Linked DNA regions of Homo sapiens: region 1 is linked to region 2. A link is a loop called in an ENCODE intact Hi-C map of the cell type or tissue named here. Cell type or tissue: heart left ventricle. All regions are shown on one strand. Each heading gives the region's core, and the rest is flanking DNA. Links, peaks and the distances in the headings are about the cores only.

What was found. Peaks named below come from ENCODE experiments on the same cell type or tissue, not always from the same donor. Only the 100,000 strongest peaks of a DNase experiment are listed, where the experiment ranks them.
Region 1: it touches region 2 in a loop (3-fold over the local background); 9 of 110 quality-filtered maps call a loop at or near these places.

What each region holds. Positions count from the first base shown.
Region 1 is chr15:46,084,973-46,100,997 of GRCh38, reverse strand. It overlaps the pseudogene LOC100419366. Among named protein-coding and RNA genes, the nearest start is that of SQOR, 460 kb to the right of the region's middle. RefSeq lists a silencer at 5,793-6,087. In heart left ventricle, for the core only: a CTCF peak has its summit at 8,959 (motif pointing left); no DNase peak of the experiment used is centred there; H3K27ac peaks cover 561 bases.
Region 2 is chr15:45,708,040-45,724,064 of GRCh38, reverse strand. The region is part of intron 1 of LOC105370802 (a long non-coding RNA gene); the gene reads right to left. LOC124900365 (small nucleolar RNA SNORD71) reads right to left here and starts at 13,250; the gene lies at 13,192-13,250. RefSeq lists an enhancer at 8,860-9,154. In heart left ventricle, for the core only: CTCF peaks have their summits at 8,342 (motif pointing left) and 9,362; a DNase peak (open chromatin) is centred at 9,364.

The DNA.
Region 1 (16,025 bases), core at 5,247-13,246, 380 kb before region 2:
ATCAAAACTGAATAAAGCGTACTGTGAATGTGCAAAGAAAGTTAGGTATCAGATAATATGCACAAGTACATTAGACTAAGATTTAAAGAGAACCATATTCTTATTTCAATAGGGTCACAAAAATCTCGAAGAAAATATAATGCACAGTCAGTACTATTCTATTAATAGAAGGGAACATAACATAATAAAAGGTGTCTACCACAGAGCATCTCATGATTAATGGTGACACTAGTTTAGAAGCTATTCTACTGAAGTGAGGAGCAAGGCATAACTCCTAGTGGTCAACATTGTACTAGAGCTTCTATTTAACTCATTAACACAAAAGAAATTAGGTACAAAGAATAAAAACAAACAAGGCTCTCTTCTGGAGCTGGGACATTCATCTTCTCCTGCCTTCCAACATCAGAACTCCAAGTTCTCCAGCCTTTGGACTCAAGAACAAGCTCCTCCTCTGGTTCTCAAGCCTTTGGTCTAGAAGTGGGAGTCACACCGTTAGCTCCTCTGGTCCTCAGGCCTTTGGACTCAAACTGATGTTAGATAATGCATGTGGGAGTTACACCATCAGCTTCTCTGGTCCTCCAGCTTGCAGAGAGCATGACATGGGACTTCTTGGCCTCCACAATCACATTCACAAAGTTCATCATGATTCAGGAGACAATTATTATACAGATCCTCATTTGTTCAGATACAAAAGAAGGAGGGAAGAGTCCATTGATGTGAATTTGATATCTCCTTGAGGCAGTGATGTACTAAGCCTATAGAATCATTACTATCTCTCCATGGCAGAAGTCCACTCCATGACTATTGAGTCTCCCACCACAGGGATTATAAATATTATCAGCACAGCCCAAGAAAACACCCAAGTCATGGTAACAGAAGCCTTAGATAGGGTTTAAGAAATTTTGCAAATCACAGAACTGTCCTCTTCATAGCTGACCACTAAAGATGAAGACCCTCAAAACCAGTGATCTTTCTAGAGGTCTGATGACTGATGCCTTGGGAAGGTTTTCAGGAAATGAGTATGAGTTTACTATGAATATGCACCAGAGTTGCAGTCACCTTGTGATGCCACTAACCATCTATATCAGTCCATTCTCACACTGCTATACAGAAATACCTGAGACTGGGTAACTTATAAAGAAAAGAGGTTTAATTGGCTCACAGTTCTGCAGGCTGTACAGGAAGCATGATGCTTGCTGTTATCTGCTTGACTTCTGGGAAGGCCTCAGTAAACTTTCCATCATGGCAGAAGGTAAAGAGAAAGCAGTCATGTCTTACATGGCCAGAGTAGGAGGAAGACAACAAGAGGGCAGGTGCCACATACTTTTAAACAACCAGATCTCGTGGGAACTCTAACACAAGGACAGCACTGGGGGGTGACGCTAAACCATTAGAAACCGCCCCCATGATCAAATCACCTCCCACCAGGCCTCACCTCCAACATTGGGGATTACAATTGAACATGAGATTTGGTTGGGGACACAGAGCCAAACCATATCACCATCAATGATGATCTCCTTTACATTGCTTAATTACTCGATAATAAAGAGAGTTAGGATTTCAACATCTTTAAATTGGAGGTTGTTACACATAAAAGGCCATTGGTTGACCTGGGCTTAAAGGCCTTTTTCTGGTTTGGAATATGTGAATTTTAAAACTGTTCTGAAACCCCTCTTCAGGCCTAGCTCCAAGTCATTGAAGCCAACTACCACTTGTCCAAAGTCTACCATAACTCCACCATGCTGCAGACATCCTGCATGCCACTGCTGTCCTCCTTGGTAAGGAAATAATTCGGGTAGAATTTTGATATCATGATCTAATTACCTGCCTGGATTCCAGATCTAATAATTCAATCTTAGTAAATATATTAGACAAACAGCTATTTTACAACCAATTTAACAGAGCTTTTTGAGCTACCAAATTGTTTTGGTATTATAAGGACATGGCTCTTTTTCTTATTCTCCACTCCCTCAAATAGCTAAAATAATAATTTATGGCATGGTTAAAAAAAAAAGAAAGAATAAAGAAACAAGATGAGTGATTGCAAATGTTATAATTACCACAAAGAACCAATAACTCCTATGAGTTCTACAGGTTTGTCTCTAAACTTTATTAAAATCAAATATTTCTATATTTTTGCAAAAATAAAGTAGAAAAATAAAAGAGAATAAAAAAAATACCCTTCTCCCTCTCCCTCGTCTCCCTTTGCACGGTCTCCCTCTGATGCCAAGCCCAGGCTGGACTGTACTGCCACCATCTCCACTCGCTGCAACCTCCCTGCCTGATTCTCCTGCCTCAGCCTGCCGAGTGCCTGGGATTGCAGGCGTGCCACCACGCCTGACTGGTTTTCGTATTTTTTGGTGGAGACGGGGTTTCACAGTGCTGGCCTGGCTGGTCTCCAGCTCCTGACCACGAGGGATCTGCCAGCCTCAGCCTCCCGAGGTGCCGGGATTGCAGACGGAGTCTCACTCACTCAGTGCTCAATGTTGCCCAGGCTGGAGTGCAGTGGCATGATCTCGGCTCGCTACAACCTCCACCTCCCAGCCGCCTGCCTTGGCCTCCCAAAGTGCCGAGTTTGCAGCCTCTGCCCAGCCGCCACCCCGTCTTGGAAGTGAGGAGCGTCTCTGCCTGGCCGCCCATCGTCTGGGATGTGAGGAGCCCCTCTGCCTGGCCGCCCGCCCAGTCTGGGAAGTGAGGAGCCCCTCTTCCCGGCCGTCATCCTGTCTAGGAAGTGAGGAGGATCTCTGCCTGGCCGCCCATCCTCTGGGATGTGGGGAGCGCCTCTGCCCCGCCGCCCCGTCTGAGATGTGAAGAGCGCCTCTGCCCGGCCGCGATCCCGTCTGGGAACTGAGGAGTGCCTCTGCCCCGCCGCCACCCCGTCTGGGAGGTGAGGAGCATCTCTGACCGGCCGCCCCGCCTGAGAAGTGAGGAGCCCCTCCGCCCGGCAGCCGCCCCGTCCGGGAGGTGGGGGGATGCCTCTGCCCGGCCGCCCTGTCTGGGAAGTGAGGAGCCCCTCTGCCCAGCCGCCACCCCGTCTGGGAGGTGTACCCAATAGCTCATTGAGAACGAGCCATGATGACGATGGCGGTTTTGTCAAATAGAAAAGGGGGAAATGTGGGGAAAAGAAAGAGAGATCAGATTGTTACTGTGTCTGTGTAGAAAGAAGTAGACATAGGAGACTCCATTTTGTTCTGTACTAAGAAAAATTCTTCTGCCTTGGGATGCTGTTAATCTATAACCTTACCCCCAACCCCATGCTCTCTGAAACATGTGCTGTGTCCACTAAGGGTTAAATGGATTAAGGGCAGTGCAAGATGTGCTTTGTTAAACAGATGCTTGAAGGCAGCATACTCCTTAAGAGTCATCACCACTCCCTAATCTCAAGTACCCAGGGACACAAACACTGTGGAAGGCAGCAGGGCCCTCTGCCTAGGAAAACCAGAGACTTTTGTTCACATGTTTATCTGCTGACCTTCCCTCCACTATTGTCCTATGACCCTGCCAAATCCCCCTTCTCCAAGAAACACCCAAGAATGATCAATAAATACTAAAAAAAAAACAAAAAAAAAACCTAAAAGATTTAATATTAGCTTTGCTCCTAAGAATTTTAAGGGAAGAATTATATTGCTCTTTTGTTAACCTTATTAAAACTTTAAAGGGAGAGAGGATTTTGAGTCTTCTCATCCATTACTATGAAACCTGATGGTCAATGTTCTCCCACAAATAAATAGTAAATTAAATGCGATTTAGTTCTAAGAGGATTTTTCATAGAACTAAACATGCTACTTATAAAATTCACATAAACAAATTAAAATAGCGTGTTCACTTTTAAAAAATAAGGAAGGCATTTGCCATACCTCATAGAAGATTTAAAATAAAGCCAGAGTAATTTAACTGGTATGGTCTGAGTATAGACTGTGTATGCTGCAGTAGAAGGGGCTTGGAAGTGGTGATAACCAGACCGATAGCACCAAACATAAAGCACAAAAAAGGCTTAAATGTATGGTATCTACAGAGATGGAAACACTAATTAATGGAGGAGAACTACTCAGTAAATCTCAGATCCTTACCTCCCATCATAAAAACAATTATTGAGATGGACTGAATAGTTTTTTTTTTTTCAAAGAATTTTCCAGGAGGCCTAAGTCTGAAAAAAATTAAAAACAAAGAAAACATAGGCAAATATCTTGATTAACACACACTAGGAAAGGGCTTCCTAGATAAACCAAACAAAGTTAATTAAGGAAATGTGTTTAAACTATTTGCTTTTTATGTAATACGTGCAATTACTGTGAAATGTAAAATATACAAGCCACAGATCAAGGGAAACATAATTGGAACAAGAACACTAAAGGATCAAATTCGTGTAATTAAAGAATTCCTAGAAACTGATAAGAAAAGGCAACCAGTAGAAAACTGGGCAGAAATGACAAGAAAAATTAATAAGAAAACATCAAAATGGCCAGTGGGCATAAAAGACCTTCAATCCAAGTATTGATCGAAGTAATACAAAATAAATTTACCTTGGGATATAGAGAGACATCAGATTGACAAAACTGAGAGTTGTAATTTTCAGATTTGTTACCAAACTACTAATAGGACTATAAATTGGCACAGCCTTTTAGGACATATTGCCAAATTGCTTTCTCAAAATTTGCTTCTGGATCATGGAATACATGTATTTTTGCTTCTAGAAACACTTTCCAGAGAATCTTATGGGTGTCTGTACAAGAATATATATGACATTTATCACAGTAAAATGTACAATAGTGAAAAATAGGAATCCACCTGGATGTCAATTTTAAAAAATTGATAAATTGGGCTATAATCAATTTCTCAGTAGATATGTTTGTGTGACACACCTATGTGTATATTTACATACATATTTATATACACACAAATATACATATGATAGGTATATAAACATGGATAAGGTAGCTCTTTAAAAACTAAATGGGAGAAAGTAGGCAGGAGGAAGTAAGTGCCAGAAGATACACAGTATGAGAACATTGATGTATTTTTACAAAAGCCAAGTATACTGTTTAGTCCATATTTTTATAGATTTACTATATAGATAATCATAAATATAGGATTCTTCTCTGCAAAAAAAAAAAAAACAAAAAATCACTGTGACCAAGAAAACCATCTGGAAAACCATAGAGAAAATGTGTTTAAACTATTTTCAACAAGCTTATGCAAAGATTTGCTTCCATGAGATATGTTTCCATGTAAAAATACCAAGACTTCCCACACCAAGCTACAAGTACTTATTTATATACCCCAGAAAGTTGTAATTCTAGAACTGATGGTCACCAAAGAAAGCTGCTTGGCTTCGGGCCCTGACAAATTGCAAAAACATCAAGAGAAAACCACTACATATAGGGTTCTAGGTGTCAGAATTTGAGAAAGTATAAGAGAGGAATGGAAAGCAACTTCTTTCCTTTCTATGAAACTTCAGAGCTGAAAAAGTATTGACAATGAAACGTATGGATTCCCAAGCACAGGCTGACAGTTTTCATTTCTCATAGAGCACTTCATGTGAAGTAACCTGACAGCATTTGCAAGATGGTTTCTGAGCTGATCCGACCAGCATTTTTGTACTCACTCCTTCGACCATTAATGGAGAAAGAGAAATTGTCTTGGAAAAAGTTGTAGAACTAGGGTGCAGTCAAGCCAGAACTAAAGTTAATTTCACTAAAATTAGAGATAGTACCCCACCATACCATATCTAGAAAGAAAATCCCTTCCTCTTCAACACTTCCCTTTACCATGCGACCCCTGCCATTAACTTCTCAAAAGTAAATGCTGGCACAAAAAGTACAGTTTCCTGACTGCAACCTGGCAGGAAGTCCTTCCTTGAAGCAGGGAGAAGGAGGGAGTTTTCCCATGTCTACCAATCACAATAGATAATGCAAACAGCCTTTGGCTGTCAGCTCCTTCAAAGTCTGCCTTGGCTGCAAAGAGCTGCCTTGCCCGCAAAGAGCTGCCTTGCCCAAGGTCATTCTCTTCCCCAGAGAGCTCACACCTGGAAATTCAGTAAAGAAATATAAAAGAGGCAATTCCTTCCTGACTTATGCAACTCTGATGTGCAGTCGTTGCACCAGAGCTCTCTGCAAGGTTAGCTAAAGCTCTGTTGGGCCTGCCTCTCATTTTTATTTCTTCCTCTGCCCAATCATGCCTCCTTCACTTTTCTTTCACAGGTATTGATTCCTAATAAATATAACATACCCCAAACTTCATCTCAGTGTTTCCTTTCAGAAAACCAAAACTAAGAGAGTTGGTATTGAGAACAGTCAGAGAGTGGGTGATAAGATGGGGCTTTGGAGCTAAAGCACTGCTGGCTGCCTGGCTCACAATGAGGACCCCATCACTGGCAGTAGATGGAACACAAAGACAGCCTCTAGAACAAGATGGCAGTCAGTTGTCAAAGCTGACAGCATAGCCCAAGGATATACTTGGTTGAAGAGGGAAGAAAGAGACTATGCCACAAAGGACCTGCAAAGTATAGCCAGAATGCATGGGCAGAAATCAAGGGCATACACATGAGGCTGAATTATAACAGTGCTGGTTTAAGGGGGCCAGAATACCCCCAAGTCAATAAACTCTTCACTCCATCTCCAGGGAGTTAAAATTGGGTAAGAAATATATTGACATGGGAGAGATACACAGTTTAACATCTTAGCAAGAATTCCAGGAAATAGTATGAACTTGTTACTACCATGACTCCTAGAAATACAGAGAAAAAATGGCCTATGCTGGAGAAGCAAAATCCTAGCTTTTACATGGAAGATGGTTGAAGAATGGATTAAAATACTTAGGAAAGGCAGCATGGTAGAATGGCTATACTATATTCACTTGAAGACCTGCCAGGTGATATACTCCAGAAGAAAGCTCATGGCAGACACCATTTACTAATACCAGAAAAAAAAAATGCTATTGAGAAGGGCACCAGCCTCATTAAGATGTGAAACAGCAGCTTTACACTATACATCAGGCATGATGTTTGGAAATGTTGTTACGGAACTTGGCTTAGTTATGGTAAAGGGGATAAGACCCCAAAACATAGAAGCCAAGCCAAAAGGCCACAATTATCATGGTGAGTGGAAAGACTGGAGTGGCAATCAAAGGGACCTAACTCACAAAAAACTGTGTTGATGGTTGATGGAACATAGCAACCACCCTAGGAGCAAAACAGGCGGGCAGCCAACAAGGATACTACTCAACTTGTACCAACAAAGGAAATAAATGATGGATGTCAAGGAGTCTGAGGGAGGGCACCCCATTAAAAAGTCATAATTCATTATGCAATTTCTAGATGTGAACCAGTTTTCAGACCCAGTCTGTATTATGAAGATTCCTACAAAGTCTTAGGTACTATACATGGTAATATTTGATTATTTTCCCCAAAGGGTCTTTTGGCCATTTACTCAAGGAAACTAAACATTGAGGAAAAAGAGAATTCCCAAACATTTTAAGGATTGTTTGAAAATGGGTATGAATTGACAATGAAACCTGGAAGCCCAAAGCAGTATGATGGCCCTCTGTTAGAGTTGAAGCACATAAGGGCCAGATAATAAATGGCTAATGTCCACTTTACAATGGGTCAGCTTGATCTGCAGACCTATATGGTGATCATCTCCATACTTCCAGGATACATAATTGAACTTAGCATGTTTGACAATTGGTGAAACTTCTATATTAGGGTTGCTGCTTTCCCCTGTGAAATCTTTAATCCTACAGGCTACGTGGAAGCTTCTAAAACTGCCCCACCAATAGCCAAAGGGGTAAATCAAACACAATATTTCGTCTTCAGGAAGGGGACAGTGCAAAGTTGCTGCAGGGAAAGGTTCTGATGCCCAAAGTGCTAACACTTTCATGCAAAACATAGCAAGTATCTCATTGAATGGTAAGCTATAGTTGGCTCAAGGGCACTTTGGCCTACTTGTATCCAGGAATTAGAAAGTAAGAAAAAAGTCACAATCTTGGTAGAGGAACTTGACCCTGATCATGAGGAGGAGTTAGGACTGCTTTTACACAGGTGGCCGACTTGGGTACTTCTTGGAACTGAGTTGCCCAATTATCACTATAAATGGAAAAATTCCTACAACCCTAGCCAGAGAAGGGCATGGTAATCATGGCCTCAGTCACTCCAGGGGAAAGTCTCTGAAGAGTTTAATAGTTACCCCAGACTTAAATTGTTGCTTGATATGGTTTCCATACATTCTAGAACCTAGAACATAATATTGTATTGACTTCTTTTTGCTGAATTTTAGATTGGTTCCTGGCTATCATTATTTTCCATGACTTAATGGTTAAAGTATAAACATGGATTTATTTGAAAAATTATGACTTTCCACAACACCGCACCTCATACGTAAAAGCAGCCAGTAGGATTTTTTATTTATTTTTGAGACGGAGTTTCGCTGTTGTTGCCCAGGCTGGAGTGCAATGGCTCAATGTCGGCTCAAGGCAACTTCCGCCTCCCGGGAGCGATTCTCCTGCCTCAGCCTCCCGAGTAGCTGGGATTATAGGCATGCGCCACCACGCCCGGCTAATTTTTTGTGTTTTTAGTAGAGACAGGGTTTCTCCATGTTGGTCAGGCTGGTCTCGAACCCCCGACCTCAGGTGATTTCTCCCCCACCCCCCCGCCGCCTCAGCCTCCCAAAGTGCTGGGATTATAGGCATGAGCCACCGCGCCCGGTCACCTGTAGGATTTTGTTATTCAGAAATACAGTCCCTCTTAAGTAGGGTGAACCACAAAAGTGAGCCTACGTTCTCGCTTATTTCTGTCTCCTCTCTTTGAAGGTCACTATAGATGCAACTGGCAACTGGGACCATGACATCTGTATAAACACTGACCAGCAATTTATCTTTCTAGGATCAGAATGGGGAGGCAGCGCAGCTTGAGGAAGAAGGGCCAGGAGATAAACAACACACATTCAACTGAGGCCCCCTAGTGGCTGAGGAAATGTTAATCAAATACTTTTCCAGACTAATTTCTACCAATTTCGATAGAAGTTTGGTGGAAACGCTGCTATCTCCACCCCATATTTCGTTCCATGGATCCTTACCATTTGCTTTCATTCCCGTTTCTACCCTTCCAACGCAGATCTGCACATTCCTGGGGCATCCTAAACATGTCTGAAGACCTACTGAATATTGAGTCTAAGATCATCTCCCCTTGGTACTGGAAGTAATACAAATAGTGTTATCTCTACATTTATTTCCCCAGGCTCTTTCTATAGGTTTAATAGACAAGGATGATATACACATTTCATACTATTTGAAAATCACTTCCTGACTACACTTTTACATACTTGAAAATGGATTCTCAACTTCTTTTGCGTGATTTCTATCTAACTTTGTCATTTGGGCTTCAATACACTCCATACATTCACTAGGGTATTATAACACAGTAATTTTATCTTTAGTGTACTGTTGTGGACTTTAATAGCTAGATTTCTAGTTCAAACAAGGATTCAATAGAACCTGTGCTTCAACCTGAATGGAGTTTGACTGAACAACCCTAATTTGCCATGAGGAAAAAATATTGAGTGCTATAGCTTCAAATGGTAACATATTCAGAAGATGAGATTTCTTGTGCAAATGATTTGTCTCCAAAAGTTTACCAACTTCTGCTTAAGAGCAAATTTCAAGGGATAAAGTAATTTTTAAGGTATTGATCTTTAAGAAACATTTCCTGTATTTTAAACCAAGCAAATATATAACCTAAACATCTAAAGATGTATGTTCTATGAATACTAAGTTACAGCATGATTAAAGACACATTCATTGTCAGTGATTTCTATATTTTGCAATAGCAGAGGGAGCCATAAAAGGGGAATGGAGCAATACAGCCTATATTCTAATACTTGTCAGACTTCTGCCAGGCAGTGATCAACAGTAAGGATTCCATGACAATGTTACCATGACAATCCTAGGAACAGACAGAATGGAAATGAAAGAGACTCTAGACACTGATAACAGGACATCTACTACTCCCCCAAGTCCTGCCTGATCAGTAAACCAGTAACCTCATGTTACCAAATTTTTAGCTTAGTGGTTAGTACAGGTGAACATTAGTGAGTTATGATCATTCTAAGTATTCTTCAACCAACTAAGAACAACACTACAATACGTCAAAGTTACATGTGTTTTCTAGATCAAGCTAAAATGTAAAGATGATGTAGGTTCTCTGAGAATTCACATTTTACTCTTACTGTAAATGACTATCCTGTAAGTGTTTAATGCCCTTTCCCTACCATTCTAAGAAAATAACTGAATCCTTATTAGCATATGTAGGTGAATGGTTAATAGTACATAAAAAAGAACTTACTTTATTCACAATTTGTTAATGAATCCAAATCATTTTGAGCATCAATGCCTCAATCAGTGTCTTTCAAAATCCATCTCAAAACTTCCCAACCCACCATAGCCCCTGGGGATTTATGCCCTCCCTAAACCATCACTTATGTGTCATGACAGGGTACACATTACAACTAAAGCTCCTTGTGGATCCCGGCATCTAAACTGCAAAGAACATCAAATGTCTAAGTGAAATTTGTCACTTGATATTTTTGGACCCACATCATCACACAGTGTTAAACCTGAGTGGATCTGAGGTCATCTAGTTTACTTACCCTCTTCACATAAAGCTTCTTTACATGTAAAGTAAGTGACTTTCCTGGGGTCAAAAGATCATTGCACAGCAAATGTATGCTAGAAATATAGACTCTTGGCCCTGAATAGATGGCAAATACTTCATTGTTTCTGGATCAGATCTTATGGAAGCAGCCCTCTGTGTTACCTGATGATTTTTGCAATCCATGACTATGTCAACATGCTACGGAGATGAGAAACAAATTTGCTTTGATTTTATACACTGTTTGTGGCACAGAGATTGGTCACCTGCTTTTCCCAGCCCAGTTTGCAATGCCAGATTTATGGCATTTTTAAATTCTGCCTGCTAATTCCTTGCTACTCTGCTTTTCCAAATCAAATTCAGTCAGACTTATCTAGCTCTGTCTGAATGTGTCCCTTGATTGAGTGATGTTAGTTCAAGAAAAAACACTCAAATCAATTTAATGCAAATTCCCATTCACAGCCTGGTTGACCCATCAGGATACTGACAATAATAGATTGGGGTACTTAATTCCTAAGGCATGTGACTCATCGAAGGCTTAGTAATCAATTTCCATTGCTGCGACTGCATAATTCATCTTTGGTGCTCTTAAGCTCTGGAATACCAAGTGTCTGTTCATTTTTTTTAAGGCCTACACATTCCTTCCGAATAGCAAAGCCCTTTTCGTGTCTCTGCAATCATTTCCTTATCTAAATTTCCATATGCCACCCTGGCAAGGTGTCCCACCTGTGAAGGCTTTAGATCAATAAAAATAATTGGCATGTTTTCCCTCCAGTTGCAGATGCCTGAAATAGATTACATGCTGCTCTAGCAGACAATAGGAAGATGAAATGGAGGCTGGTCACTGCCTCTATCCACATTAGCTATTAACTCTCTACAGGACAGCCAGTAGGGATTCTTATAGTTTGAACCCTGTTTCCCAAGATCCCCAATCTGTTTTATTCTCTAAGCATTAAAGTGAATGGGAAGCATATACAAATAGGCAACAAGCAGATGTCCTTTCCATTTCAAGAAAGGCATGCTGTGTTCCATCCAGACTGTACCTGCATTTGTCATTTTTTGTGTCTCTTTTCCTGTGACAAAAGCCTTATGTTGAGATCAGATTATGCCCTGGGAATTTTCTTTGGCAACTAGGTAAGGTTTTGTCTCAATTCTTAACTCTACAGGCAAGAAAATTGTTAAGTCAAATAAATCTGTAGAATAGAAGCCATTGTTTTACTAACTTTTGTCTACAGGAGCCAAGTGTTTACCCATAACTTTGATTTTCCTGAGGCAGGAAACTAAATTAGTCATGTTTCCTCTATGTACTTGTATTCCCCAGATACCGAAGACTATATGCACCACCAAGTCATTCATGAGAGCTGCAGTAGACATTCCATTCAGGATTATGTTTCTGTCACTTTCTGAGCAAATAACAAAAGTATTAAAGGAGCTAATCATGCCTCTGAAAACATAGTATTTCCCTTGGCCTTATCTCTTCTGATATAAATCTGTGTCCTCTCATTTTATAGAATTAAAAATCATTTATAAGAAAATAATGCCTAAAAAGAATTAGAAAAAGATAAGGATGTTAGTGAATGTGTAAGCTTACGCTCTATTCTGAGTAAGTCGCAAGAATGTGAGAAGTTGGAAAAAAGTACTTGTAGAAGTATAAGGAATGAGAGTACTTCTCAAAGTTGGGTGGATGCCATTAGCAGGAAATGTTCTTGCAGTAGTAACCCAGCAGTAATAAATATATATATATTTATGGTTATATAATAATTTATATATTTACATATATTTTATATATGTTGTATGTTTATATATAAATATATAACTTGTTTATATTTACACACATATGTATATAAATATATTACACATTATATGTATCTATGTAGTATATACATTTGCTTTATAACACATATGTATATATGTAATTTATATACACATATATACACATATATACATGTGTGTAAATATAAATATATACACATTTATATATTTATATATACACATATTTACATGCATCTATATGTAAATATATTTTATGTGTTAAATCATATATATAACATTCTAAAATTTAGCTAGAAACAAACTCCTTCCTCATAAAGCTTACAATATAATAAGTATTCAATGATAAAGCAGTCTCCTATACATATACATTTGTATATCCTATATAGACATTATTAATTACATTAAAATGTTTTCACTTGCCTTTTTGGTTGTTTGGAATTGAGTATGATAGACCCTTTTTTCCATTTTTACAGAAAAATAACAGTGCATTCATTTTAATACTACATATGGAATACATTGTACACTCGTGCTTTAAGACATCACAAGTTTGTACATATAAACTTGTGGGATAAACTTGTAAATATGGGGTTGAACCAACATGTTTGTTTGAATATGAGTGTGGTATTGACTGTATACATAGGTTCATTCTTTTGTGCATTAAAACTGATATTCTATTCTGAAGATGTCAGTCTTTAATCTTAGTAAGGAAAAACGAACATAATCAGCTACCCTTTAAAATCATGTAAAAGCCTAAAACTACAAAAGACTCAAATTTATGTTACTAAACAACAGAGACTATATAAGACCCTAAAATTTTCCAGAGGGGAGAAGTAAGTCACAAAAAAAAGAAATGAGAATCAGAATGTCTTTGGAACTCTTAACATCAACACTAGATATATGAAGGCAATAGCAAAATATCGTCAAAATTCTGACCCAAAAAAATGGTGGTCTACCCTCACACTTGATTGGTGGTTTGCATAGGCAGAGGAATCCAGGTTGAAAAAGACATTTTCAGACCTGGAACTAAAATATACCTTTCATGCACTTTGTCTCAGGTACTAATGAAGGATGCATTCCATCAAACCAAGGTTGTAAACAATGATGACAATAACAACAGTAAGATTGTTGTTATTCAGGAAAGAGGAGCTTTCCTGAATGAAAAGAGGAGCTTTTGATTCAGGAAAGAGGAGCTTGAACATTGGAGAGCAGAGAAATGAAGTCTCAGATGAGTAATAAGTCATGCCCAGAGAATAATCAATCCTGACAGTGCTAGAGAATAGAAGGCTGCAAGGGGGAAGTTATCTAGGAAATAAAAAGCACACTAGATCTCAATTTTTGATTTAGAAAAAACAGTTGGTATTTGACAGCTCATTTGAACTTTTTAGAAAATAGATACATGGAAAACTAAATATTGAACAATAAGAGAATCGTAATTATAGTATACTACCTGGCTCAGCAGAGAGGAGTATTTCTGTAGTCATACTGTAAATGCCAACTGAATTTGACAAAAAATGTATGATAATGATCTTGAGAAAGTTACAAGATTGTATAGACTAATGTCAGGGATAGGCAGTTGGACTAATTCATCAACATCCACAATAGGATGTAATATCCTAACTAATAAATCAAGAAATAAAACACATATTATTTACCCACACGGAGGTGAATTTCAGATGCAATGCCAAGAGTTGGAAGTGGTTCCCTCTAGGGTGCACTAATAAAGTGGGAGAGACCAGGTAGAGAAAAAGATCATTGTTTTTTTTCTTGAATCTTTTAGCACTACTTGACTTTTTAACTCCACAAATGTATTACTTAGATTAATGCTGTATTAATTTAATTTCAGACATTTTGATTGAAAGGATCCCCCAAGTACTGAGTAGGAAGAACAAAATTTGACTTATACCTAAACACAACGAAAACTTTATCTTATTTGGATATCTAAATTATACCAACTTTCAGGAAGAAATTTCTTTATAAGTAATAATCCTACTTGGTGTCAGATTTTTAGCAACAATGTTTGTCCATTGTGTCTTGTCTTGTTGCTGTCTTTCCATTCAGTGCACTGAAGTTCTGAGTGAAATTTTTGGACTGATGATACCTTCACATGTGAGTGACAGTTTGGCTGTGTGTGTGTGTGTGTGTGTGTGTATGTGTATGTGTGTATATCCCTTCAAACATTTATTGAGTTACAAACAATCCAATTAAACTCTAAGTTATTCTAAAATGTTCAATTCAGTTATTATTGACTATAGTCACCCTATTGTGCTATGAAACAGTAGTTCTTATTCATTCTTTCTATTTTTTGTGCCCATTTATATTCCTACCTTCCCCCCACCCCACCCTCCGCTACCCTTCCCAGCCTTATGGTAATTATCCTTCTACTCTCTATGTAGTCTGGCTGTGTACAGATTTAAAAGTTAAGGTACTAATAAGAAGCAGGCACACTCAATGAGATATTTTATGAACAATCCCCGTTATTGTACTTTCCTCAAAATATGAATGGGATATAAGGGGGAAAATGCACGGGGTGGGGCATGCAGTATTCTCTGGATTTAAACAACAGGGGGAAACATTCCACCCCCAGGCACAAAGCATCATAGAAGAAGAAGATCGTTATGAGTACCCAGAAAAGTTAGGCAGAAGAAAATTAATAGGCTATATTAGACCTTAACACTTGGAAAATTCTCCTTTGAAGCAACAATGTTTCAATAATCTAAGATTGTCTGCTTCTGTAAGAATCCATTCATATTAATTGGTTTTAAAAGAACATTTGCATAATATGATAAATGTCATTCATTATCTATGGGTTGAATCTATAAACCAAAGCATGGAAGACTTAGTTATAATTTATTTTTAAATCAAGTTTTGACATTTACAATCTTTTCTGTAACTATAATTAACAGATTTGGTAGAAGAGGTAAGAGGTTGGGTAAATTTAGTAAATTCTTCATTTTTTCCAGCAGAGACAATACATTGTCTAAATACTCTTTTATTTCTTGACTTAGCAGCTTTAAAGTTATGATGCAAACATAAAATCAGTATTACATTATTGCCTCTTGGTAGTAGGACTGGAGCTGGGGAAGTCTTGAAATTCAATTTTCTATCTTTCTGTAGTGTTTGAATAGTAAACCAATGTATACAACACAGTAAAAACAGTGTTGAAAGACCAGTAAGGACAGCATTGCACTTGTCCAGGACAAAGATATAGGAGGCAGAGGAGTACTATAGAGCAAGCCAGGCACAACTTCATCTGATGTCTCCAAGCACTGCTAGGTTTTAAAAGTTTTCTTAGTACCCTGGTCATCAGTGTAAGAAGCGTCAGGGAGCAGGAGTAGAAAGAAGATAAAAATCCTGGATTAATCCTGGTTTAAGCCTGAAATGATCAACTTATTCAATGATTTGAAGTGTTTAGAATATTTTATATTCATACCTAATGGGGACTCAATAAGGTAAGTTCAGTTCTAAACACACACACACACACACACACACATATATGACTGCATGTTTTCAATTTGTTGTGGCCTGTGAAATTCATACCTGTTACACTTAGGAAAGGTGACTAGATATAAGGTACATGAATCAGAATGAAACAAGAACAAAGTGGGCAATG
Region 2 (16,025 bases), core at 5,490-13,489:
TTGAATGCAGACTAGGTATGTAACATCTCAAAGAATGAACTCCACAAAAGTGGTGAAAACAAAAAGATCCTTTAAATATCAGATGAGAGTCTTGAGTGCAAGCATTGCCTAAAACAGAAACTAATTGTACAACCTTTGGCACATTATTTAACCTTTCCTCACTTACTAAAAGAAAAAGAAAAAGAAAAAGACTTATCTAGTCCAACTTTCTCAAAGACTCCCTCCAGCTCCTTCTCAAGGAGAAAAGTTTCTCTCAACCCCTCCCTTAGGGGACCAATGTCAAAAGAGGTCATTTGCCCCCTTCCCACATACTCCCAGGGCATCCTGGAGCCCTGGTTAACAAATGCATTTAAATTCCCACCGTAGCCAAAGGCTTTTTTGGTGGAGCCAGGTTATTCTGGATCAATACATGTGCCAGGACATTTTTAAGCCATTTAATTGGTATTCAAATTGATGGCCCAGATTCCTTATCCTTCACGGAAATGGATGCTGGATGGTGCACAGGATGCTGAGATATCCTGTGGAGGGTATGCTTTGAAAAAGCTCTTGCAATCTCATCACTCCCAGCAGTCTCACATATAAAATGTTTGATAGCTGACAATTTAACACATCCAACCAGAAACAAATCATCATTGTTATGCATCACTGATGGGCCATCCACTAAGCAGATGTGTGAGAATTTGTGTTGTAATTACCTACAGAAGAGTTGCCAGCAGCTATTGCCCCTGAAAATTTTTTCAGGCACACAGGCATATTTTATATCTATTGTCTAATATGCTGGGAATCAAAGGTACTTTGGCAGCAGTATTAGCAAACCAACTATCTGTAATAACCTATTTGGTGTCCTGAGTCTCAAACCAGTACTCTTCCTAATTACTCTTAACTCCTTAATTTTCACTGTTTGTCTTAGTCTGTTTTCTGTTGCTATAACAGAATATCTGAGACTGGGTAATTCATAAGGAAAAAAGGTTTAATTGGCTCATGATTCTGGAGCCTGGAAAGTCCAATATCTGGTGGCCACATCTGGTGAGGACCTCATGCTGTTTCAACTCATGGTGGAAAACAGAAGGGAAAGAGGTAGTGTGTAAAGAGACCAAACATGAGAAGCAGCCTCCCTTTATAATGACCCACTCTCGAAGTAACAAATCTAGTCCCACAAGAGCAAAACTCACTCACTCCTATGAGATAGCATTAATCCTTTCATGAGGGTAGATTCCTCATGACCTAAACAGCTCTTAAAGGTCTCACCAACTCTCATCACCCTTACCCTGGGGACCAAGACAACATGACTTCTGCTAGGGTCAAACGATATTCAAACCAAAGAACTGTTTATCTTAGGTTGCAACTATATTTGTGTGTGTGGTTTTTTTGTTGTTGTTGTTTGTTTGTTTTCGTTTTTGAGATAGTTTGGCTCTTGTTGCCCAGGCTGGAGTGCAAATGGCATGATCTCGGCTCACCGCAACCTCTGCCCCCCGGGTTCAAGCGATCCTCCTGCCTCAGCCTCCTGAGTAGCTGGGATTACAGGCAAGCATCACCACACCTGGCTAATTTTGTATTTTTAGTAAAGATAGGGTTTCTCCACATTGGTCAGGCTGGTCTCGAACTCCCAACCTCAGGTGATCCACCTGCCTTGGCCTCCCAAAGTGCTAGGATTACAGGCGTTAGCCACTGCACCCAGCCACAACTATATTTGTAAACCACCATAACTTGGAAGGGGTTATTAAATGGCCCACCTCCTGGCCTCTACCAGTAGCACCCACGCCTTCCCCCTGACAAAAAGCAATAAAAACCCCTGCCTTTAAATTATTAGTATATGCAATGTATGTAGAATCCTTAGTGTTTATATCAAAACTTGGAATGTGATAAGCTACACTAAACTGTCCAATGGTAAATAAACTCTTCTCAACACTCCCCACACTTCTATCCCTCCCCACCACACTATCAAGGCCTGTCTGTTTGTCCCAGTGACCCACAATTGCTATCGTAGATTCAAATAACTCTGCACATTCTCTTTTTAGATTTCTTTTATCTCTATTCCACTCTACTCTCTCCCTCCCCAGGCTAAATCAAGCGTTCTCTTCTCTTCAGCCATGCTCTTATCAGAAGAAAGATTCTTTGAGTCCATCTGCCTCTCAGATCCTGCCTCCTCTCCCCTTCTACTTCGTCTCCTAAACTGAAACCTACATTGCCCCCTTCCCATGCCATCCAAAGAAGACCACTGCTTCTCCTACTCACTCCAGTTTGAGAAACCAGAAGGAAAAATCCACATATTTCTCCCTTCTTTGTCTACTTCACCACCTCCTCTTGTATCCTCTTGAATCAATTATTCCATGTGACCTCTCCCCTATGTTCTTCAGGACTTTCCAAACTTTGCTCCCATCATTGTAGCCAATATACCCTTCCTTCATCCTCAGAGATGTGAATATCTTCATGGTCTTGAAACACCCCCAATGGTCTCCCTTGCCTTCAAACACCCTCATGTATTGTGTGAGCATGAGCCTGTTTTATCTCCAAAACATCAAAGCGTAAGCCCTAGCTCTGAAACTCCCATCCAACTGCTACCTCTGCCTAGGGCCACAGTCCCCTCTCTTACTGAGACTGTTTTGAAGCAAGTATTCAGCCCCATTCTCCACTCAACCAGTCCCCTCTGGCCTGGCTAGTTCCCAAGATCAACCACTTCTGATCAACCGCCACTTAATTCTGCTTTTACTAATAACCCAGGATCCAAATTGCTCTTGGCTTTCCACCCACTGAGACCCTACTTTGTAAGAGAACCAGCACTGAAGTGTGATTTTGCCTGGTAACATTAGACAAAGTCAGGCTGTCTAATCACAGCTGGGTCCCAACTAGGGGTGAAGGGTTGGGTTGCAAGGCACTTCACCACCCCTCAGTTGCACCCAGTCATTTTCATTCTGCTCATCCTCGGTCTCACCCTCTCACTCTCAGAAAATGACCTCAACTCCTATTTCACTGAGAAGAGCTACCTCTTATTCCTCCCTCGATCTACTCTGATCTCTCTCCATCCCCACCTTCACCAACCCTCAACCCCAAACCTATCCCCCATCTCCCTGCCAACTTTTCCCTCCTTCTCTGAAGAACAAATTACTTTCCCATGTGGTTTTTGCCCAAGATGTTTGCATAGTTTGGGCTGGCAACTGCTTGTGCCAGAACCCCCAACCCCAGCTGGTTGAGTTACAGAGCAACCATCCTTTCACTACTGCAAAAGAAAGTGGTGAAAGCAGAGATTGCAAGCTTCTATGAAAAAGTAAGGGCATCCCACAGCATGCCTGGCCTCTTTCATCTTGCCATAAATGCCACTAGTATACAACAGGGGACTCTCCAGTGCGGGGACCAAAGCCCAGGCTGGGAATTTGTAATAAATAGATGCTGGTTTTGAAGTTGTTGGGTATTTGTTTACCACGGAAACATTCTGGGTTTCCTACTCGGGTTTTTTTTAGCTTTTTTTCTGTGTGATTATTGCTGAAAATTTTGTTGTCTTGGTTTGTGCTAATTTAAATTCTCCTTTCCTTTATCTGGATTGATTTATTATCTATTTTTCTAAATTCAAGCTTCTTTTATTTTCTTTTTAAAATATTTTTCTCTTAATCCTCTTTGTTAAAGTATTAACACCCAAAAGAACATTCTTAATTCCTTAATCTTGTACTTAAGCTTCAAAACCATCTACTTTTATGTTTTTATTGTTTCTCCCCATGGGGTTTAGTCTGTTATCCTCTTAATCTTTTATCTCTTTCACTTTGATGTATTTAATCTTTTACCTTGTTGGTTTATATTATTTCATCTTTTATCTTAAATCTAATTTACTTATTATCTTGTCATTACTTTTTAATTCTTAATTTCTATTTTGCTTTTTAACTTTTATTCACAGTGTCTTAATTTTTTAACTTGGATTTAATTTTAGCTTTATTTTTTCACTCCTCTCATTTTCTTTTAATAATTTCACTCTTCTGTATTCTTATCTTAAAACTTATTTATCGTATCTCTCACGGTGGCTTTATGTCTTAACCTTTTATCTGCACTGGGCTTTTATTCTCTGATTGTAATATTTATCCTGCTCCTTTCCCTTTACCTTTCTCTTACCAAGTATCAATGCTTTATTTTTAATATTCTCTTAAACTTCTACCCTTTCCTCGTTATTTTGCTTTTCTCTCCTTTCTTTTTTCTCTTACATTTGTATTTATTTTATGACTTGGTTTAAAAATCACTAGCAGGAGTAAGGTTAGAAAAATCTCATTTCCCTCACGGAGAAATTGTAAAGCTTCTCTTTCAGGGTGTTCTCCCTTACTGCTGCCCCCGTGGTCCCACACGTCATGTACTGCTAGATTCCTCAGCCCTTTTAAGGAGATTGGAGACACCCTCATCTCCAAGGTCAACATTCTCAGTGATGGGGGTGGGGCAGTGGACACAACATGTTTACTAAAGGGCATTGCTTCCTGACATCTTACACTATCCCGTATGTGTTTTAAATTCATGTTTGTGGACATATTTTTGGATTGGGGGGCTGCCCCAAGCCTCAGCCTACACTAAAGCATATTAAAAGAAATAGTCCTAGAAAACCAAACAGTGAGGGTTGTTGAGGACGAGGCTTGTTACGTTTTTGAGGGCCCATGATAGCAACATTATCCTGAACTTGGCACCAAGAATAGGAATAGTGACATGGGTTCTTCTCTCTTGCATTAACTGCTCATGTTTCTCTTGTTGTGTTGGCTACTAAACATCTTAAAGGCTGGGCACGGTGGCTCACGCTGGTAATCCCAGCACTTTGGAAGGCTGAGGTGGGCGGATCACTAGATGTCAGGAGTTCGAGACTAGCCTTGCCAACATGGTGAAACCTCGTCTCTACTAAAAATACAAAAAATCAGCCAGGTGTGGTGGTACACACCTGTAGTCCCAGCTACTCAGGAGGCTGAGGCAGGAGAATTGCTTAAGCCCAGGAGGTGGAGATTGTAGTGAGCTGAGATCACGCCACTGCATTCCAGCCTGGGTGAGAGAGCAAGACTCTACCTCAAAAAATAAAATAATATAATATAATATCAACATCTTAAAGCCAAATGTATGCCCAAGCCCCAGGCAAGTTCCCTTGGACAAGGCAGGCAGTGTGTGCCTAACCTCCCATCCCACTTCATCCTACCTTTCTCTCAACTGCAATTTTCTTGTTTGTTTGTTTGCTTTTTGAGACAGGGTCTCACTCTGTTGCCCAGGCTGGAGTGCAGTGGCACAACCACGGCTTACTGCAACCTCAACCTCCCCAGGCTTAGGTGACTCTCCCACCTCAGCCTCCAAAGTAGCTGGGACTACAGATGTGCACCACTGCACCTGGCTAATTTTTGCATTTTTTGTAGAGATGAGGTTTTGTCATGTTGCCCAGGCTGGTCTCAAACTCCTGGGCTCAAGCAATCCTCCCACCTTGGCCTCCCAAAGTGCTGGATTACAGGCATGAGCCACCACACCCAGCCTTCAGCTACAATTTTCTAACCTACTTGTATTTTACTCTACTTCATAGTGTTATGTGTATATATATTTTTTATTTTTTATTTATTATATATATATATATATATATATATATATATATTTTTTTTTTTTTTTTTTTTTTTTTTGAGATGGATCTCACCACTGAACTCCAGCCTGGGCAACAGAGCAAGACCCTGTCTCAAAACAAACAAACAAAAATTGTAGCTAAAATCAAGAGAGAGGTCTTGAGAAAGAACTGGAGCCACCTAAAAAGCTAAATAAAGCCAGGGTCCTGATTGATACATTCTCATTTCAAACATTAATCTCATTAGGATCTTAAGATAGAATACATCCCTAATTTAAGTTTTAAACATATGGTCATCATGTGCATTATGGGCTTCAAGAAGTACTGATCACTCAGTGACCAACTCAACCACAGCTCTATAACCCAGCATTCAAAGACATAGATGAACAAACCCCAAATCATTATTAATTATGCATAAAGATGATAAATGGGGTCTCATTTCATGTGTTAACATGAATTAGTGGGAAGGGGCTGCATAGAACAGAGTACTGAGAAGAATTGTAGGGCTATATCTGGGCTCTGCAGGAATAAATTCTGTGATCATCTAGACATGTCTGCACAGAATGGGGAGTAGCAGCATTTGAAACACATAGGTGTCTTTTCAGGATATGGTTTTACTATTACTGCTGTATCACCGTATGCCATTGGTGTCTTTCATAAATACCTTTTTAAAACATTAACACATGAAGACCTACAATGACTCTTGCACTTTGTGCAAATCTATTTCCTTGAGTCAGAGAGTTTTTCAGATCAACTAGATCAAGGAACTGAGCTGAACTGAGGCTTATGATCTTGAAGCCATCAATACAGAGCTCTGGCTGAATCAAACTAAACTTCAAGCTCCAAGAACTTCATATACTCATAAAATCTGTATTTCTTTTAATATGGAAACACCAGAGTGATTTTTAAATTTTCTTTAGCAACAGAACTCTTCGTTTAAATTAAATCTCACACAAAACCATACACAGACAAAAGTAGATTTGTTCTTATTAAAGAGAGAAATGCCAGAGGCCCACCTTGCCTTTGACCTTCACCTCAAGCATCTCATCAGGTCTCTGAGATCTGGAGGGCTGTTTGAACACTAAGAGGAAACCGCTTAGATTGCTTGGGGCCCTATGTAATTGTAGCACTATAATATTGCGATCAATTAACCAACTCTTTTACCCTGATATTCTCAATTATGTTGTGAGTCAACCCCATTCATGCATCCAAACAGGAGGCATCCATTGCCTGAAGGAGGATTCATCCCATGGAATTGCAGAGCCAAATGGTCACATGCTTAGCTTTTGTTTTCAAAGGCGAGGTACAGGTTGAGTTGGTCTGCCTGATGAATGCTGGGCTATACTACGGCAAAACTGAACCAGAAATATCAGTGGATTGGCACAAGAAAAGTTATTTGGGTTGGGCCTCCCCATTCTAGCTTTTAGCAACATCATCTGGAATACAGATCCCCTGAAGGTCAATAAAGAGAGGAAGAGAGAATGGAGAACTCACACTCACTGTTAAATTCCTCAGCCTGTATATCAGTCAGCTAGGGCTGCCATAATAAAATGCTGTAGACTGGGTGGCTCAAACAACAGAAATTTATTTCTCACAGCTCTGGAGGCTGGAAGTCCGAGATCAAGGTGTGAGAGATTTGGTTTCTCCGGAGGCTTCTCTCCGTGGCTTGCCGATGGCCACCTACTCTCTGCATGCTCACATGAAGTGTGCAGATCCCTACTGTTTCTTTCTTTTCTTATAAGGACACCAGTCAATTGGATTAGGGCCTCACCATTATAACCTTAATTACTTGTTTAAAGACTGTCTCCAAATACAATCCCATTGAAGTTAGGGCTTCAATGGGGTTGAGGGGATGGGGTGAGACAATTCAGTCCCTAACAGCCTGGAAATATGAAATACTATTCCCATTCAAATTGTATTGGCTAGAACAGGTCACATGGCTCCACCTAACTACAAGATGGGCTGGTAAGTTTCAACTTCACTTGTGCCAGGGAGGAAAGGAGAACCAGGTATGAGTGAGCACTAGCAATTTTTACCTCACAAGAATATGGTGAAAAGATTTAAGAATATATGTGATTGGGCACAGTTGTTCCCACTCCTAGAATGACAGCAATGAAAGAAAAGTGATGAGGGCAATTCACAAAGGGCCTTTATTTGGAGAGACCATGTGGACAGAAACACAGACAGCATCCAGAGATACACCCCCACGCCCCACCTCCTCTAAGCAGTCACCCCCAGCACCAGGGAGACAAACAGAACTGAGTCAGTGCTACAGATAGTCAGATACTCCAGACTCCATTAGTGTTCTACATGGCCAGAGCTGAGGAGTCACAATAGTCATCCTTCCCTCTGGCATCTGGGCAGGACCTTTGATCAACAGTAGCCAGCACACTGCCCAGTGACCATCCACAGGACTGATGCCCACGTGAGCCCCCAGACTTAGTCATTATCTGACGACTCCAGTGGACAATCCCCCTCCACACACATTCACTCATAACGTAAGGTTCTCAGAGATCCAGAGGCAGAGAGTAGGGATGGTGTAGGAGGGTGGTGGTACCTGGTTCATGGTACTCTGTTACAGCAACAGAAAACAGACGAAGACAGGTCAGTACTCTTTAAATCTTTCTAGGTGGAGGGAAAGAACCTTCATCAGCCATCCTCCTCTCCTGTGGGATTGGAAAAAACAGCTCAAGATTTCCCCTCAGGCCAGGGCAAAACTGAACTAACCTTCTACTTTGAGAGGCACCAAACTAACTCCTGTTAACTCAAGGAAAGCCATAGAGCCATCTACTGGTCACAAGTAAAAGGAGGAAGTCATCTAAAAACAACACAAAAAAGTAAAAATATTCAAATTCATCTTTAATAACTTCACAGAGAAATGTGATAGGAAGCATCCTCTCATTCCCTTCAATATAAATACATGAGAATATTTTCTTAAATATAAGAATATATAAGAGACACCTGAAGTCAGATATGCCTTTAGTAAATGTGTTTAGGGAATTAGCATTGTAATATACTAGGAGGTCATCTAGTCCATAGTTCTTAGGTGCTCTTCAATTCTCTCAATTCTACATGTTCAAAATCTGTAAAAATAAGACACGAAGACACGAATTCATTTTTTAAAACCTGAAACCTGCAAGTTTAATTAAGGAATTCGAGATCCTGCAGTTTGGCTGACAAATGATATAGTCAGCACCCAATTTTCTCCTATTAGGTGATCTGCAGTACACAATCAGAGCCGCTAGGCCAATTTTCCTGAATGGTCATAAAGGTTTTTAACAAAGAAAGAGCTCCAAAAACTTGGGAATGGGATGAGGGCAATAAAGACTTCATTCAACCAGGGGCCCACTTTAAAGGGCAATATTGGATTGAAAAATTGAGCTACATCAGTTAAAGCACCAAACGGCCTTGCTGCTTAAAGATAGCTGATGAGTCATGTTCAACTCAACCTCCCCCTAACCTCCAGAGGCCTAGAATGTGACTCTAATGTAGTTTCTGCTTCCAAGTACAAAACCCAGACAAGACGCCCCGGCAAAGTCTCGGAAGAAACACCTTAGGGTCATTTTCACAGCCTATGAGCATCATTCCAATGCCCAGCCCGAGATATCATGCAGGGTACGGCGAATGCTACATTTGAGCACAGAACGTCTGACCTTCCATTTAGGGTCAGAAATTGGCTAATCTGTTTCTCAGACTTGCTCCACAGAAACTAAACCGACAGATCACGTTTAACTAAAACGATGCCAGACGCCATCCGTTCTCCAAAGAAATCTTCGAGACACGCTGGCCACATGCATCAAGTACACAGCGCCACCTACAGCATTATTGGTGCAATTCACCATCGCCCTCTTCACCGGCCGCACTGGTATCGCAGATACAGCCTGAGAGAATTGCTACATCAGGCAGACAGTATCTGACCTAGACTTTAAACGTCACAGGTATTATGTTTATTTGGGGATGAAAAAAAAAAAAAGAAAAGAACGTGCGATAGCAGGGAGGAGGCTGCGTTGATTGGTTATATGCCTGTCTGCTTTCTTGCTTGTTTCAGGCTAACATCATTGAATTCTAACATGGCAATTCTTTTTTTCCAAGATCTGCTGCAGGGAAAATCATCATGGCACATGTTTACCTATGTAACAAACCTGTACAGCCTGTATATGTACCCTAGGAACTTAAAATATAAAATAAAAAATAAACTTCAAAAAAGATCTGCTGCAGGAATTCACCAGGGTGTCAAATCAATCAGAAATAACCATCAAGAGCAGTTGACATGAAAATATGATGTGAAACTGTCATTCAGTCATCTGCCATCTATGAAATTAGAAAATAAAACCCTAGCTCTAGAATCCTCAAACTTGCAGATGCTGCAGTGGCGTGAGATCATAGCCAAAGGTTCTAGAAAAAGTCACAATCTTTTCACTAACTTCTAAAAGTCCGCCATATTTCCCATCTCTCTCATCTTCACGGGTCCTTTTATTTATGTTTTAATTCAAACTGATCAAGCATCTACTATGTGCTACAGAGATAAGATAGAAAGAGGAATAGATATATATATTATATATAATTATAATATATATAATTTATTATATATATAAATTATAATGCTTCGCAGTATAACTTTATCACTTCAATATAACATGCTGTATATACAGACCCATGTTTTCTACTTGCTTTTTGTTGTTGTTCAGAGAAGGATCACTGGGTCTGGGGCAATCAGAGAAGACGTCATGAGGACTGGAAAACCTTATTTCTTGAAGTTCAAGCTCAAGTATCAACAAGGAAGAAAATGCCAAATAGAAGGAATGATATGAGCGAAGGAGGTGTGAAGGTAGGGAAGTTCTAGATGTGCCCTGTGTAAAATATCGCTTGTGCATCCACACACACAGGTAGAAAGAGAGATAGACACACCCTCAATCACGCACCATTCACTCTATCCCCTTACTCTGCTTTATTCTTTCTCACAACATTTACTATTACCTGATGCATATGTATTTGTGTGATTACTGTCTCTTTCCAGGACAAGCTCCATGACAGCAAGAACTTCATTTCATTCACTGCTCTGTCCTCAGTGCCTAGTTCAGTGCCTGACACATTGCAGCTTCTAGATAAGTATGGAAAGGAGGAAAGGAGGAAGGGAGGAAGGGAGGGATGGAGGGATGGAGGGAGGGAGGGAGGAAAGAAGGAAGGAAGGAAGGAAAAGGAAGGAAAGAAGGAAGGAGGGAAGGAAGGAAGGGAGGGAGGAAGGGAGGGAGGGAGGAAGGAAAAGGAAGGAAGGGAGGGAGGAAGGAAAAGGAAGGAAGGAAGGAAAAGGAAGGAAGGAGGGAAGGAAGGAAGGAAGGAAAAGGAAGGAAGGAGGGAAGGAAAAGGAAGGGAGGGAGGAAGAAAGGAAAAGGAAGGAAGGAAGGGAGGGAGGGAGGGAGGGGAGGGAGGGAGGGAGGGAGGAGAGAAAAAAGAAGGGAGGGAGGGAGGGAGGATGAGAGGATGAGGAGGTGCTCATAACATCCACGGAGAAACACATCAGAGAGTCTTGGGAAACTTGATGGCCAGGGCAAATGGGGACAGAGTGGGGAGCGTCTTGAATGCTGGATGAGAAGCTTGGGTTTTTTCCTGCTTCTTCAAAGATGCCAGCATGGTCAAAAAATAAGGACAGTAGCTATGCTTTTAGAAGATTAATCTGGTGCAAATATTGGATGAATTTTAGGGAAATGAGACTAGAGGTAAAATAGCAGTTACTTTAAAATAGATAATGATAGTGATGGGTTACAGCCATTCAATAAAATGGGAATCAATGAGACCTTAGCGTATAAATAATTAAATAAATAAGTACGAAGTATAAGGTGGGTTTGGAATATCTTGTTTCAGAAAGTAAAGAAGTATTCAAAGATTGATACAGACGTGTCAAAAGGACTTGGGAGCCAGCCTGAAGGGAGTTTCACTGGCCAAATTTGGAAAATTTGACCTTTGAAATAAATAATGATAGTGATGATTTACAATCCATTGGATAAAATGAGAATCTATGAGGCCTTAAAGATATAAATAAACAAGTGGGTGAGAAGGGAAAGCCCTTCCTTACAGTGAATGCCAACTAATAAAAGTAGATAGGATGACAGAAATGGGAGATTATAGATCTTATTCTATGATGTGGCAACCATGATAGAGGAAGATGTCAATAATTGCTAAGGATGGTGGGTAAAGGTTCAGTGAGGAACAGGATATTGGTACAATGCCAGAATATCTCCCTACAAAATACTCATTAATCACAATGGAAAAAACAGTGGCTTTTTGGAGGAGAAATATGACAGAAACCAACTTGACAAAGTGGTCAAGGTAACACCAAGGGAAGAATCTACATTCTGCATCAGGAAGAGCACAGCATAATTTTCTGGAAGTCTTCCAGGAGTGCACGGCTTGAGTCTGGCCATGAGGACACATCGGACAGACCCAGGTCAGCCTTCAAAATCAAAAGTCATGCTATGGTTTGAATGTGTCCCCAGAAGTTTATGTGTTGAAAATATAATTCCCAGTGGGATTATATCTAGACATAGGTTTTTAGGCGGTAACTAAACTTAAATGAGATCATAAGGATGAGGCCCTAATTCAGTAGGACTAGTGGCTCTGTAAGAAGAGCAAGAGAGACCTGAGATGGTATCCACTGGCCCTCTCACCATGTAAATGCCTTCCACCTCCATCAAAAGGGGGCCCTAGACCTCAGACTTCCCAAGACAATGAACCCAAGACATTTCACTATGATTTGTCAAGAGCGAAGATTAAAGAAAAAAGCAGGGGCCAGGCATGGTGGCTCACGCCTGTAATCTCAGCACTTTGGGAAGCCGAGGCAGGTGGATCACTTGAGGTCAGGAGTTCAAGACCAGCCTGACCAACATGGAGAAACCCCGTCTCTACTAAAAATACAAAATTAGCCGGGCGTAGTGGCGCATGCCTGTAATCCCAGCTACTCAGGAGGCTAAGGCAGGAGAATCGCTTGAACCCGGGAGGCAGAGGTTGCGGTGAGCTGAGATCACACCATTGCACTCCAGCCTGGGCAACAAGAGCAAAACTCTTTCTCAAAAAAAAAAGAAAAAAAGAAAAAGAAAAGCAAAGAAAAGAAAAAAGGCCAGGAAGTTAGTAACATTTGTAGATAATCAGTGTTTATCAATGGCTTCACATTGATTTACAGCCCACCTCCCTCAAACTAAAACTTGAGGACTTCTCATGCAAAGCACTGCTTTCATGGAGATAGCATAGGGCATTTAGACCAAAACTTGGATTCTAGCTTTAGCGCCAATGCTTGCCATGTGGCATTACTGTAGTTGCCCCCCAAGCCTCAGTTTCCTTACTTGTAAAATGGATATGACAGTAGCAACTTCAGAGATAAAATATGCATAAACCAATCCCATCTATTTTATAACTAGTGAGTGTCATTGTTCAGAAATCAAACATTTTAGCACTGAAATATGCAGCTGGCTGTAATCGTGGAATGACATTGCTCTGCCTGGTTTTACTGGCTTGAATTTCTGACAGTGCTTCCAGCTGCCTAGTTTTCCATTCGTCCAGTCCTATTGTTTACATGGAATGACACCCAAGATTTCCTGAAGCTTATGGCTTTATTTGCACTTCTGGCTTTGCTGACTCCCCGTCGAGTGCTGTCAGCAAAGTGAGCAAGAGCAGCCCTGGGCTCATCAGCCACCAGCACTCTTGCCTTATTAGGAATGGTGGCCCTGCACAACAGGACCCATGGCGGCCAAGAACACACAACCTTGCTTGCAAGGGAACACCAGACAGATGTAACATGAGGAACGTCCTATTAAAACAACAGGGGGAAGGGAAGTGTCCCTCAATAATGTCAAGGTTATAAAAGACAAAGAAAGGCTGTGGAAATGTTCCAGATGAAGGAAAGCTGAAGAAACAGGACAACTAAATGCAGCCTGACCCTACAGGGGATTCTGTGCTGGAGGGAAAAATGCTGGAAAAAAACATCATTAGACCAACTGATAAAATTGGCATATGAACAGTAGATTAGATAACATATTGTATCAGTGTAAATGTGTGAGGCTGACAACTGTGCTGTGGTTATATAAGAGATCATCCTTTGTGTAGTATTTAGTACTCCTGGTATTATAATTTAGTATTTGGTATAATGTAGTATTGAGGATTAAAGGCCATGATGTCACTCACCTTTAATTCCAAAAAAAAATGGGAATGCATATATAATATACGATAGTATAAATAAATAAATATTTATATATGGATATACATCTGTATCTATATATAAATATGTATGTATATATATTCCACAAATTTAGAGAGATAGGAAGAAAGATAAAGAACATGAACAATAGGGCCGGGTGCAGTAGCTCACGCCTGTAATCCCAGCACTTCGGGAGGCTGAGGTGGGCAGATCACGAGGTCAACAGATCGAGACCATCCAGACCGACATGGTGAAACCTCATCTCTACTAAAAATACAAAAAATTAGCCGGGCGTGGTGGCAGGCGCCTGTAATCCCAGCTACTAGGGAGGCTGAGGCAGGAGAATCGCTTGAACCTGGGAGGCGGAGGTTGCAGTGAGCCGAGATCGCGCCATTGCACTCCAGCCTGGGCAAAAACAGCGAAACTCCATCTCAAAGAAAAAAATAGAACGTGAACAATAAAGCAAATGGGAGTAAAACATTCCAATGCGTGAATCTGAGTAAAAGGTATATAAATGCTCCTTGCACTATTTTATGTTTGCAATTTTTGTAAGTTTGAAGTTATTTCCAAATAAAAAGTGGAGAGAAAAAAGAAAGCAAGAAATGGTCATCCTGCTGCCTGCTGCCTGCTGCTGGGTTCTCAAGGAGCCAATGGACAGGAAGAATTAGGCATTTTTGGGCCTCATCAGTGACTTCCTCTGTGCCTCAACCTCTGTTAACAGTAACAATCACTTGCATAAAAATAGCTAATCCTTTTATAGTGCTCTTGTGCAATTGAGGCACTGTTTTATATACCTTATGTATATTAACTCATTTAATAGTGGTTCACACACGGTGATCCTAGCTGATATGTTGATCCCAGTTCTAATGAGAAAAGAGTATAAATGAGTAAGCCAGTAACTGTGATCCTCACCTCAGCCTGTGACGAAGGGAGGTCACCTTGGGCAAGTGATGGCACCAGGACTCACAACCAGCTCTTCCTCCTCCATGTTTCATCCTCTTTCCCCCCCCCGGTGGTTCTCGACCCTAGGAGAGTACCTGTCATCCCTTAAGAGGCTTTAAAAATACAGATTCCTGCTCTGAGACATCTAGTGTCCCACTGCACACATGCTACCAGGCCTGAACTCCTGCTTCCTCTGGCCTCCTGTTCTCTATGGAAATACCTGCATTCAGAGTCCCTGGATGTCTCTGGGGGCTCTATCTAAGGGACATCTACCACAAGCTGATTCCAGCTGAGGGGACAAAGGCCCACTGGCCATTGCATCCTCCTTTAGGCTGCCAGGCCATGTGGTGCGTGGTGGGTCCAGAGAACCCTGTGCTGGGTGCTAGTATCACACTTTCTCCACTGTGAAATGGGCTCTCATCTGAAAAGCTGTTACATGGAACCCCATGTCAGTAATCAGGTACTCTGTGAACCCTTGGATGATACCAGCAAAGACATAGGAAGGGCAAACTGATGGTATCTGATGGAATCAACTCCAAAAAAGAATCAATCACTGTCCCCTGCAGGGTGAGAAAGGCCTGATGGAATCAACTTGCCAGCAAATGTCTAGCTAGACTCTCCAAGAAGTAGGACCATACCAAGGGGTCATCTTCGTTCTCTGCCATCAACAGGTCGGGTATTCAGCAGTGGCAGTAACTGGATCAGCTTTGGTCAGAGGGGGCCCTTGCTGTTGGCCCTCTACAGAGCCTCTATCCCTACTACCGTAACTCTTCCAGCCATGGGCCCGTGGAGTGAGCATCAGAGGTGTTTGAGCCAGAGCAACTCCATCTTGAATAGGGGCTGGGTAAAATAAGGCTGAGACCTACTGGGCTGCATTCCCAGGAGGTTAGGCATTCTAAGTCACAGGATGAGATAGGAGGTCCACACAAGGTACAGGTCATTAAGACCTTGCTGATACAACAGGTTGCAGTAGAGAAGCTGGTCAAAACCCACTAAAAACAAGATGGCAACAAAAGTGACCTCACTGCTCATTATTCACTAATTATAATGCATTAGCATGCTAAAAGACACTCCCACCAGTGCCATGACAGTTTACAGATGCCATGGCAACGTCAGGAAGTTAACCCATATGGTCTAAAAAGAGGAGGAACCCTCAGTTCTGGGAATTGCCCACCTCTTTCTTGGAAAACTCATGAATAACCTGCCCCTAGTTTAGCATATAATCAAGAAATAACCATAAAAATAGCCAACCAGCAGCCCTCAGGCTGCTCCACCTATGGAGTAGCCATTCTTTATTCCTTTACTTTCCTAATAAACTTGCTTTCACTTTATGGATTAGCC